Regions from separate parts of the Homo sapiens genome. Here region 1 is linked to region 2. Evidence: chromatin contacts called from ENCODE Hi-C or POLR2A ChIA-PET data. All regions are on one chromosome and are shown on one strand. The core of a region is the stretch at or near the end of the contact, and the rest is flanking DNA. Distances in the headings are between cores, read along the strand shown. Region 1 has its middle 22 kb from the start of CREB3L2. Region 2 overlaps CREB3L2 (cAMP responsive element binding protein 3 like 2).

Region 1 (5,099 bases), core at 1,683-4,182, 120 kb before region 2:
GGAAAATGGGAGTACTTGGTTACAATTCCCCACTACCAAGTTCCCTTCCATCTCTGTGAAATTGGGGTACTGTATTTATTCTGGCTACTTCCTGCTGAAAGACAGTGTAGTTATTGGGTATTGGTATGGAATTGATCTGTTTGGATTTGGAAATATTCATGAATACCTGGACTTTACAGATGATATTCGTTGGACCATTATGGTGCAAGTTCCGGAAAGTCTCTGGGGAAAGCCCGTCTCGCATTCCCATATGGAGGGTGCAGCAGCAGTAAACTCCACAACAGAGGGATATGCCTATCCTTGAAATCAGGGCGAATGTTACAGCCAGCTTTTGCTACCAGGATGGTACTGACCTGAGTCAGGACAGTAATCACTGGTCTAGTGACAATGTGGAGTCAGACAAAGCTTTGATTTGTTGGTATGTATCTTGCAGGGCTATCTGAGACATTTCCCAAATTTACTGGGATGTATACACAGCAGTTAGTCTTAATTATCATACAGGTTGTCCACTGCCCATCATAACTGGATATAATGACAGGTTGGCTAAATATGTATTTAACAGGTTACAGGAAGAGCTATGAATACTCATGAACATTGTCATAAGCACTGTCTAGTTCTTGAGAATGGATCAGTTTAGTTAAATATCTGTGTCCCATCCAGGAGGTGGCATTGCAGGTGGGCTAGGCCTCTACATGTGATAAAGGCAAACAGATTATTAATAAGAGTCATTTCTATGGAGACAGAAGAAAAACAAAGGTTAACACTGAGCACAATTTATTCAGATGTTAGACTCAAAGCATCTTTAGTTACAGAAGAGGAAGGCTGTGGTAGTCTGACATGTCTTTCTCATCTATATTACAAGGAATAATGTAGTAGTAATTTCATTGATTCCAAGTCAGAAAAATTTTCAAGCAATAATTTGGGACTTGAAGCCTGGATGGAATTCAGGATTCAGTCCAAATTGCAGAAAATAAAAACTCACAAACAAACAGTGAACACAACTAGACTCTAACAACAGGTGTGCTATGTTTTTTTTCTAAAACATATTTTTTTCTCTCTAGTTATTTTTACTAAAGACAAGTCATTGTAGAACCAATTTATTTGCATAATAAATTTCAGTCTTATCATCTGTGGCCTGAATATTTGCATAAAGTATAGCAAGAATTATTACTTGCCACATAGACTCTTTCTAAAATTGACTTTGCTGGTAGTGTTTGATTCCTTTATTCCATAAGGAATCTCAGATTAGATTTTTAAAGACTTGAGCCCAGTCATGGATTTATCTGTACCTGCAAATACTTATATGAGTTGGGGGAATTCCTCTCCTTAAGGCCCCAAGGTAATTTGGGGCTCCTGGACCTGTCAGGTGACATTCTTTACTTACCACAGGTGAGGAACTCTATACAAGGACTGTGTAGACAAGGTATGAGGCCAGTTTTCCCAAGGGGCTTTTATTGGCTCTATAAGTCAACTGTGATTACTTAAAGCAGTCTGTTTATACCTGAAAGTATGCCACTCTAGTCAAAGCCTTGGTAAAATCACCAGGGTCTCCAATGGTGTCTTGTTACAAAAGAAAAAAGATTCTTATTGAACTTGTGCAAACAACTATACTGCCATAAATTAAGTACACTTACAAATAGTTTTCAAATTCTGAGGAAACCAGGTAGACAGAAAGAAATACGCTCTAAATTTTACTCTCAAGAATGTAATTTACCCAGTTGCTAAAAGCTGCAAACAGTACAAAAGACAAAAGGTTTTCTGAACTCTGTGAAACAAAAGAATTAGCAATGTTTCAAACAAAAAGTTGTAAAAAGACTATTTTGGTCTTCCATTAGTTCAGTCTATGTAATTAACTCCTGTCCTGCTTGACATTTATGAACACATTAACTCTCTATGGCAGTCTTGGAAGTTTTTCCCTCTATTCTAATGTCACAATTTTCAAAGTTATCAGAAACTTAAATTCCAGGGCAACTCTCAGAGTCCTATAGCTGATTATAAAACTGCCTATGAAAAGAATCAGAGTGAAATAACAATTGGCAACTGCATACAGAGGGGTTTGAGGCTCCCTTTCCTTTGGGGATTGCCACCTCTCTCCCCTAGCCTAACAAATAACTCTGCTCACCGCCACTCAGGCCTGCAAAATGAACACCAGGCCACCGGGGCCTGAAGAGTACTGGAGCAAGGGGGTTGCTCGTGGCAGGGTCAGGGGAGGGGCTGCCCAGGCCGAGTGAGGGGCTAAAGTCTCAGAACAGCTGTGGTTAAAGTCTGATCACCTTATGGCACAAAACAATTTAACATAACAATTATAATTGTTACTGATAATATATAGACATATCAGAATTATAGGACATATCAGAATTATGGGAATCCTATACAATTTTGGAACACATGCTAATAATATATTTATATGAATATGACCCAAAGAAAGTTTAAACACCATTTTATATTTGGCAATATTTTTTGTATGGTTTTAGTATGCCAAATAAGCCAAATATGTCTCTTTTGGACTTTAGGGTACCTAATATCTAAAAGAGTTAGCCAGATCAAAGAAAAAGCTTAATTTAGAAGTTGACTTTGGAAAGTTTGTCAAATATCAAAGGTTTAAACACTTACTATTACAAAATAGAATCCCAGGTCACTATATGTCATTTATTTAGCCAATGATATCCCTCCTTCTCAGGATGAAGATATATTCCTATCTTATGAAAACATTCAAGTAACACCCTGGACATTTTCATGTTACTCTCTTTTTTAGTACCTGGTGATTGGCTTTGGTTAGATTTTCTATTTTAACCAATGCTTCTTCCTGTTCTTTCATTTTTAGCTTCTCTTTCAGTTTCTCTGCTTTGAACAGTTAGGTACAGTCATTAAATAGCTTTTGGTTCATCTGCATGAAGAGCTTCAGTGTGTTGGATATCAAGCCATGTATTGTCTTGTTCCAATGGGTCTTTGAATTGCAGTACAAGCATGGAAACATGATCAGCAGAATCTTTGCTGCGCTGTTACTGATTAAGCTCATAATGTATTCATTATTCCGGTAATAGAGCGCTTGCTCTGCCACCTGGAAGTGTGAGCTGGAGACACATTTGGCTAGCTGCCAGAAGAGAGGTTCCATGATCTTCCAAATTCCAATGGTTCAATTATATCTAAAATTTCTTCTAATTTGTTTAAGAAAATTACTTCTTTTGGACTGTAAGTCTTTGGCCCATATTTGAGAAGTGCCATCACCATTGATGCAGTGAGGGTGCTATCCTTTTCTAAAAACTGTACTACACAATATGCCAGCTGGGGATGGTAGACTCTCAGAGATTTCACTTTGTGCAAAGGTATAGCACCTTGACTAAGAAAATCTGTGCTCTTCTTTTAGTGGTAAAACAAATCCATTAATCATATTTCCCAATATATCTAGTAACTCTGCTATGTCATCATGATGCTCTGTTTCATAAATAAACCTATAAAATATATTATGTATCTGTTTTCTGATATAAGCTCTCAAGCCCAAGAATTTCCCATAGATTCTGCAAAGGCTGATTTTAGAAAAAGCTCTCTCCCAGGCCAGGCACGTGGCTTACACCTGTAATCTCAGCACTTTGGGAGAGTGAGGTGGGTAGATCACTTGAGGCCAAGTGTTCAAGACCAGCCTGAGCAACATGGTGAAACCCTGTCTCTGTAAAAAAAATACTAAAATTAGCCAGGTGTGGTGGCACGTGCCTGTAGTCCCAGTTACTCAGGAGGCTGAGGTGGGAGAATTGCTTGAACCTGGGAAGCGGAGGTTGCAGTCAGTGAACTATAATTGTGCCACTGCACTCCAGCCTGGGTGAGAGAGCAAAACTCGGTCTCAAAACAAACAAACAAAAAACTAAACAACAACAAAAAACTTCCCTGAGGATCTTCACTGTCAAAGCACTCTAAAAGCTGCAATACAAACTTCTGATCAATATATTTCTTTGCTGTATTAGGTTGGAAATCTGGAAACTCTAAAAATCTTTTTTTTTTTTTTTTTGAGATGGAGTCTCGCTCTGTCACCCAGGCTGGAGTGCAGTGGTGTGATCTCGGCTCACTGCAAGCTCCGCCACCCGGGTTCACGCCGTTCTCCTGCCTCAGCCTCCTGAGTAGCTGGGACTACAGGTGCCCGCCACCACGCCCGGCTAATTTTTTGTATTTTTAGTAGAGACGGGGTTTCACCGTGTTAGCCAGGATGGTCTCAATCTCCTGACCTTGTGATCCACCCGCGTTGGCCTCCCAAAGTGCTGGGATTACAGGTGTGAGCCACCGTGCCCGGCCTCTAAAAATCTGAAGAAAAATTCATAAACGAGCTGTAAATGGGGCCAAGTTGCTTCTAACATTGGTTTGTTTTTCTCTGGGCCAGATTCAGCTCCTGGACGATAGAAGGTGGTAATGTTTGAAACATGTCAACTTCAAACATATGGACTACTTCTGGGTAAACAGGCTCTGTGATCCTATTCCAATGATGGGTGATAAATTCTTCCATTTCACTTAAAGTAGCTCATTGTTCTTCCTTCCACTTTAAGTCATTTCATGGATCAGAAACAAAGTGGAAGAGGACACAACACTGATGTAACTTCCAAATAAAAAGTGTCTCTTGATCAGCAGGAGGAACATCATTTAAAGATGGTAGTGTTTGAAGTTCTTTATTATTGCTTGTGCTAAACCTTGACGAATTTTGCTGTTTGTCTTTCTTGGCTATGGGCTGAGAGATTGGTACATTAATTTTAGCAGATACTGTAGATGGGACAGCAACAAGGCTATTTTTCCTGAAGGAAGTTTGCTCTGATCTTACTGTGTCTTGTCCTTTTAAACTTTTTCCACTTTTCCCTGTTTTTGGTGATTCTTTTTCTTTTTATTCCTGTGCCACCCCCCAACACCCCGCCCCGGCCCCACCCCCACCCCCACCACATCATTGCCTGCTCCTCGCAGCAGCAGCGCCCCCACCTCATCATCATGTCTCCCTGGCCACAACCACCACCACTGCCATCAGGGGACTGAGTCATTCACTGTTCTCATTCCCCTTTTCTAGGCTCCCAGAGGCTGCGGTAGCTGTGGTGGCAGCTCAGAAATTTTTAAAAAGCAAAAATGTT
Region 2 (4,676 bases), core at 1,614-4,113:
AAAATGAGATTTGGGTGGGGACACAGAGCCAAACCATATCAGCTAAGATTACAGTTTAGCATTTAATTACTCTTATCCTTTCATGGGTATCAGTTCAGTCTCACAGTCTTGATCACAAGCTGCTTGAGAGGTAGGGTTTGTTTTGAGTCCTCCATGGCATTTAGTATGGAGCTAAAATGCAATAGGGACTCTGTTTGATTAATTATAAACATGCCATTCTACTGTGGGTTCCATGAGATGTGCTACTGTTCTTGTCTTCATTGTTGATGGACATTCTGAGACTGCTGAAGCCAGAGGCTTCTGTGGAAAGAGTCTGCAGATGTGTCCCTGGGTGCTCTGCACTCTTAGCTAAAAGTGGAGGAGAGAATTGACTCCTGTTGTGTAGAGAGCACCTTATAAAACTGCATTTTCAGAAGGAGAACAACAAAATTCTTGCACAAAGCAGGGCTGCAAATGAATCCTTCATCACTCCAAGGCCAGGAAATCTCTAGGGATGTGGGAAATGACTTCTCTGCTTTTTCTTTTCATGTTTTAGCGAGTAGGGTGCTTCCCGGGAAATAATGGGTGGAGGCTTCTTTATTCTTTCCCTTGAATTATAATCCCTAGGTTATAACACTCACATGGGGGTGTCTTCCCCATCTTCCCATGCCCTTCAAAATACCCATCTGTCACCCAAAGCAGATGGGGCATCCTTGTCTCAGAGCCTTCTGTAAGACATTGTAACAGATTCTCATCATCCCATTGGGAGGTGATTCTTCAGTGGTCCCAGTTCTTTTTCTTTGACCCTTTTCTGCTCCTTGGTCTGCACAGAAACTGCAGGGATCAGGCCCTCTGGTCCTGACAGAGGAGGAGAAGAGGACCCTGATCGCTGAGGGCTATCCCATCCCCACCAAATTGCCCCTGTCAAAATCAGAGGAGAAGGCCCTGAAGAAAATTCGGAGGAAGATCAAGAATAAGGTGAGCTCTTCAAATCTAGGCACTTCTAGAGCAGAGACGAGCAGAATCGAGTCAGCATCCCTTTCCCTGCCTTCCCAACGGCCAGCACTACCCCATCCCATGGTGGAGACCAAGGCCCAGCCCTTCCCTTCCCTAAGCCCTGGGAGGAGCACCCTCACCACGTGCCCCTCTCTTCCTCCAGCCCATCCCATCCCTCTTGAGGCCAGCAGACTCCCAGATCAGTATCTACCTCTTTGGTGCCCACGATGATACATTTACGGGTGGGAGGAAGCTATTAGAATTTCCATCTAGTTTTTTTTTTTTTTTTTTAACTCAGCCTTTTAAATTTTGGGTGTATGATATATACAATAGTTTCCTCTAGTAGACATATATATGTACTCTATGTATCTATATAAAATACAGCATATATATATATTATATATATATAAGATACAAATACATTGCAAGTGCTTGGTTAATTTTTTTTTTTCTTGGTAGGGTTTTGTGATCACAAAACTTCTGCAGTTTGCTGGTCTATATTTGGACTCAGTAGTCTCCTACCCCTGGGCCCCTCAGTGCTGAGCAGGCCTGATGAAAACCAGGGGGATGGCTGAGGCACAGGCCTACCAGGAGGGAGGGGGCAAAGAGGGAAGGAAGACAAGAGCTTAGTGTCACTCTATCCATGTGCGGAACCAGCAGCAAGTTGATGTATGACCAAGCCAGCTGTCTTATTTTATATATGTACTTCAGCCAGCAGAGGTCCAGGAGTTAAACTCATTTATCTGAGACCACACTGATGGTTTGTGAGCCACATGTTCTGGCCTGGCTCTTCACTCAGTGTCCATTGTTTTCTTTTCTTTTCTTTCTTTCTTTTTTTTTTTTTTCATACAGAGTCTCACTCTGTCACCCAGGCTGGAGTGTAGTGGCATGATCTCGGCTCACTGCAACCTCTGCCTCCCAGGTTCAAGTGATTCTCCTACCTCAGCCTCCCAAGCATCTGGAACCACAGACGTGTGCCACCATGCCCGGCTAATTTTTTTGTTTTTTGTTTTTTGTTTTGAGATGGAGTCTCTCTCTGTCACCTAGGCTGGAGTGCAGTGGCACAATGTCAGCTCACTGCAACCTCTGCCTCCCGGACTCAAGCGATTCTCTTGCCTCAGCCTCCCAATTAGCTGGGATTACAAGCATGCACCACCGCGCCCAGCTAATTTTTGTATTTTTAGTAGACGGGGTTTTACCATGTTGCCCAGGCTGGTCTTGAACTCCTGACCTCAGGTGATCTACCCGCCTTGGCCTCCCAAAGTGCTGGGATTACAGGCTAGAGCCACTGCGCCTGCCATTTTTTTGTATTTTTAATGGAGACAGGGTTTCACCATGTTGGCCAGGCTGGTCTCGAACTCCTGACCTCAAGTGATCCGCCCACCTCAGCCTCCCAAAGTGTTGGGATTACAGGTGTAAGCCACTGCTCCTGGCCACTCAGTGTCCATTTTACTGGTGGCCTGGTTTGTAGGAAAGTAGGTGTGAGTTTGGCAGCTAGAAACCCGGGAGGACAGACTAGTCAATGAACCAGCAGCTTAAACAAATGGCAAGCAGCTTGCAGAAGTAAGCAGGGCTTTGGTGACTTCTACGCTAACCACCTCCCATCTTAACTGGTTTACTTACAGAGCTGGAAATTAATCATTCTCCTCCCACTCCTCTCTCTCAGATTTCTGCTCAGGAAAGTAGGAGAAAGAAGAAAGAATACATGGACAGCCTGGAGAAAAAGTAAGCCTGCTGGCAAACTGTTGCGTTCATCGGGCAGTATGCACAGGGAAATATGGGTGTGCGGAGAATCGGGGAGAAGCAGTTCAATTCCTCTTTCTGGCCACCTTGGAAACCCGGTGGTTTATCAGCTGTGGTTTGCCTGCCACCTAGTGGTTATTTGGAGGAGACGTCTATAATAAAGCAAGAAAGAAGTGAAAGTACCTTAGTAGGTGTTTGAATCATACCACTGCCAGCCAAGGACCCCGGAGTCCTCACAGACTTCTTTTCAAACACATACAAATATTAACATTCCTGCACATTCCTGGAACTTCTAGCAGGAGAAGCCCTGTTTTAGCTGAAAGGAGCAGTGCTACTTAATCAGCCCCCATTGGCCACACTCCTTCATGCTCTAGAGAGGGCACATAGGGAAAGAAAGATGTCAGGTTGGCAGCCTTTATTTTCCAGCCACTACAATTCATGTTTTTTTTTTTTTGCAAAAACACTTGAAGGCAATCTTTGTTCTTTTGAAAAGTCTGTAATATCAGGCGGGCTGTTAGAAAAAGATGAATTAAATACAGTTTTGTCTTAGCCCTGGAAGTTAGTTCTTTAGCTAACAAACCAAGATATTTTTAAGATGGGCATGAGGCCCCAGACCCAGAAATGAACTTCATGTGGATCTGGGGAAAGGAGTGGCTGGTGGTTCCTGGCTGTTTCTCAAAGCTACTATTGAAAGTTTAGTGCTTCTATCACCTGACTTAAGTACTGGTAATGCAGCATTAAGTATAGTTGGCTCTCCATATCTGGGGGTTCAGCGTCCTCAGATTCAACCAACCATGGGTCTAAAATATTCAGAAAAAAACTTCAATAGGCTGGGTGTGATGGCTCACTCTTATAATCCCCGTGCTTTGGGAGGCCAAGGTGAGAGGATTGCTTGAGCTCAGGAGTTCAAGACCAGCCTGGGCAACATAGCCAGACCCCCTAAAAAATAAAAAAAAATTAGCCAGGCATGGTGGTGCACATCTGTGGTCCCAGCTACTCAGGAGGCTGAGAGGGGAGAATCACTTGAGCCCAGGAAGTTGAGGCTGCAGTGAGCTGTGATTGTGCCACTGCACTATAGCCTTGATGATAGAGTGAGACTCTGTCTCAAAAAACCAAAGCCAAAACCAAACAACTCAATAAAAAAAAACTACAACAATAAAAAATAATACAACTATAAATACAAGATAACACATATTTACATAGTATTTACATTGTGTTTGGTATTATAAATAACCTAGAGATGATTAACATATACTGGAGGATATGTAAAGGTTATATACAAATACTACACCATTTTTTAATCAGGGACTCGAGCATCTGGAGATTTTGGTATCTGTGGGGAGTTCTGGAACTAATCCCCCCTGAATACCGTGGGAAGACTGTAGTCCCATGCTGTCCCACCATTTTCTATGGGCATCCAGGGTCAAGATGTTCCTATGAAAGTCTCTTTACTGTCTCTTTTGGGCATGCGTGCCCCAGCACCAGGATTCCTAGTCCTGGGCTCTCGTCCTGCCCTTTGCTTAAGTCTCTTCACTTCTTATCAGTCCTGGTAAGAGTGTAGCTGGGAGTATCCAGATTACTGTAGTATAGAGGGAGAAGTATGATGGGCATTGAGAACACTAGGGAGGAGGTGAGAGGAAAGAGGTTGTAACACCCTAAAAGAGGGTCATATTTTGTACTGTCACTATTCATCTTTCATTATTCAGGCACTCATCACTCAGCTCCCTCTTTTTTTTTTTTTTTTTTGGAGACAGAGTCTCGCTCTGTGGCCCAGGCTGGAGTGCTGTGGCATGATCTTGGCTCACTGCAACCTCTGCCTCCCAGGTTCAAGTGACTCTTCTGTCTCAGCCTCCCAAGTAGCTCGGATTACAGGCACACACCACCATGCTCAGCTAATTTTTGCATTTTTAGTAGAGATGGGGTTTCACCATGTTGGCCAGGCTATTCTTGAGCTCCTG

Evidence for each region. Hi-C counts contacts between places; a loop is a spot of excess contacts on that map. ChIA-PET counts read pairs that join two places held with the same protein, here RNA polymerase II (POLR2A). Pooled maps may share reads with other maps.
Region 1: a loop to region 2 is called in a pooled map, with 2.7 times the contacts of the local background. The contact joins two enhancer-like sites. A Hi-C loop is called at or near these places in 8 of 168 maps with a recorded cell type or tissue (GM18951, HL-60/S4, Jurkat and 4 more) and 1 of 50 pooled maps. POLR2A ChIA-PET finds 5 or more read pairs at or near these places in 2 of 52 experiments (A549 and endothelial cell of umbilical vein).

Annotation. Positions count from the first base shown.
Region 1 is chr7:138,022,009-138,027,107 of GRCh38, reverse strand. It overlaps the pseudogene LOC100128052. Among named protein-coding and RNA genes, the nearest start is that of CREB3L2, 22 kb to the right of the region's middle. Within about 2 kb of position 2,932, at least 3 of the 41 ENCODE cell types and tissues checked have a DNase peak (open chromatin) inside an H3K27ac peak, as active enhancers do.
Region 2 is chr7:137,901,983-137,906,658 of GRCh38, reverse strand. CREB3L2 (cAMP responsive element binding protein 3 like 2) reads left to right here. Exons shown (of 12, transcript NM_194071.4): 6 at 811-957; 7 at 2,642-2,700. Among named protein-coding and RNA genes, the nearest start is that of CREB3L2-AS1, 49 kb to the left of the region's middle. RefSeq lists an enhancer at 2,123-2,623. Within about 2 kb of position 2,863, at least 8 of the 41 ENCODE cell types and tissues checked have a DNase peak (open chromatin) inside an H3K27ac peak, as active enhancers do.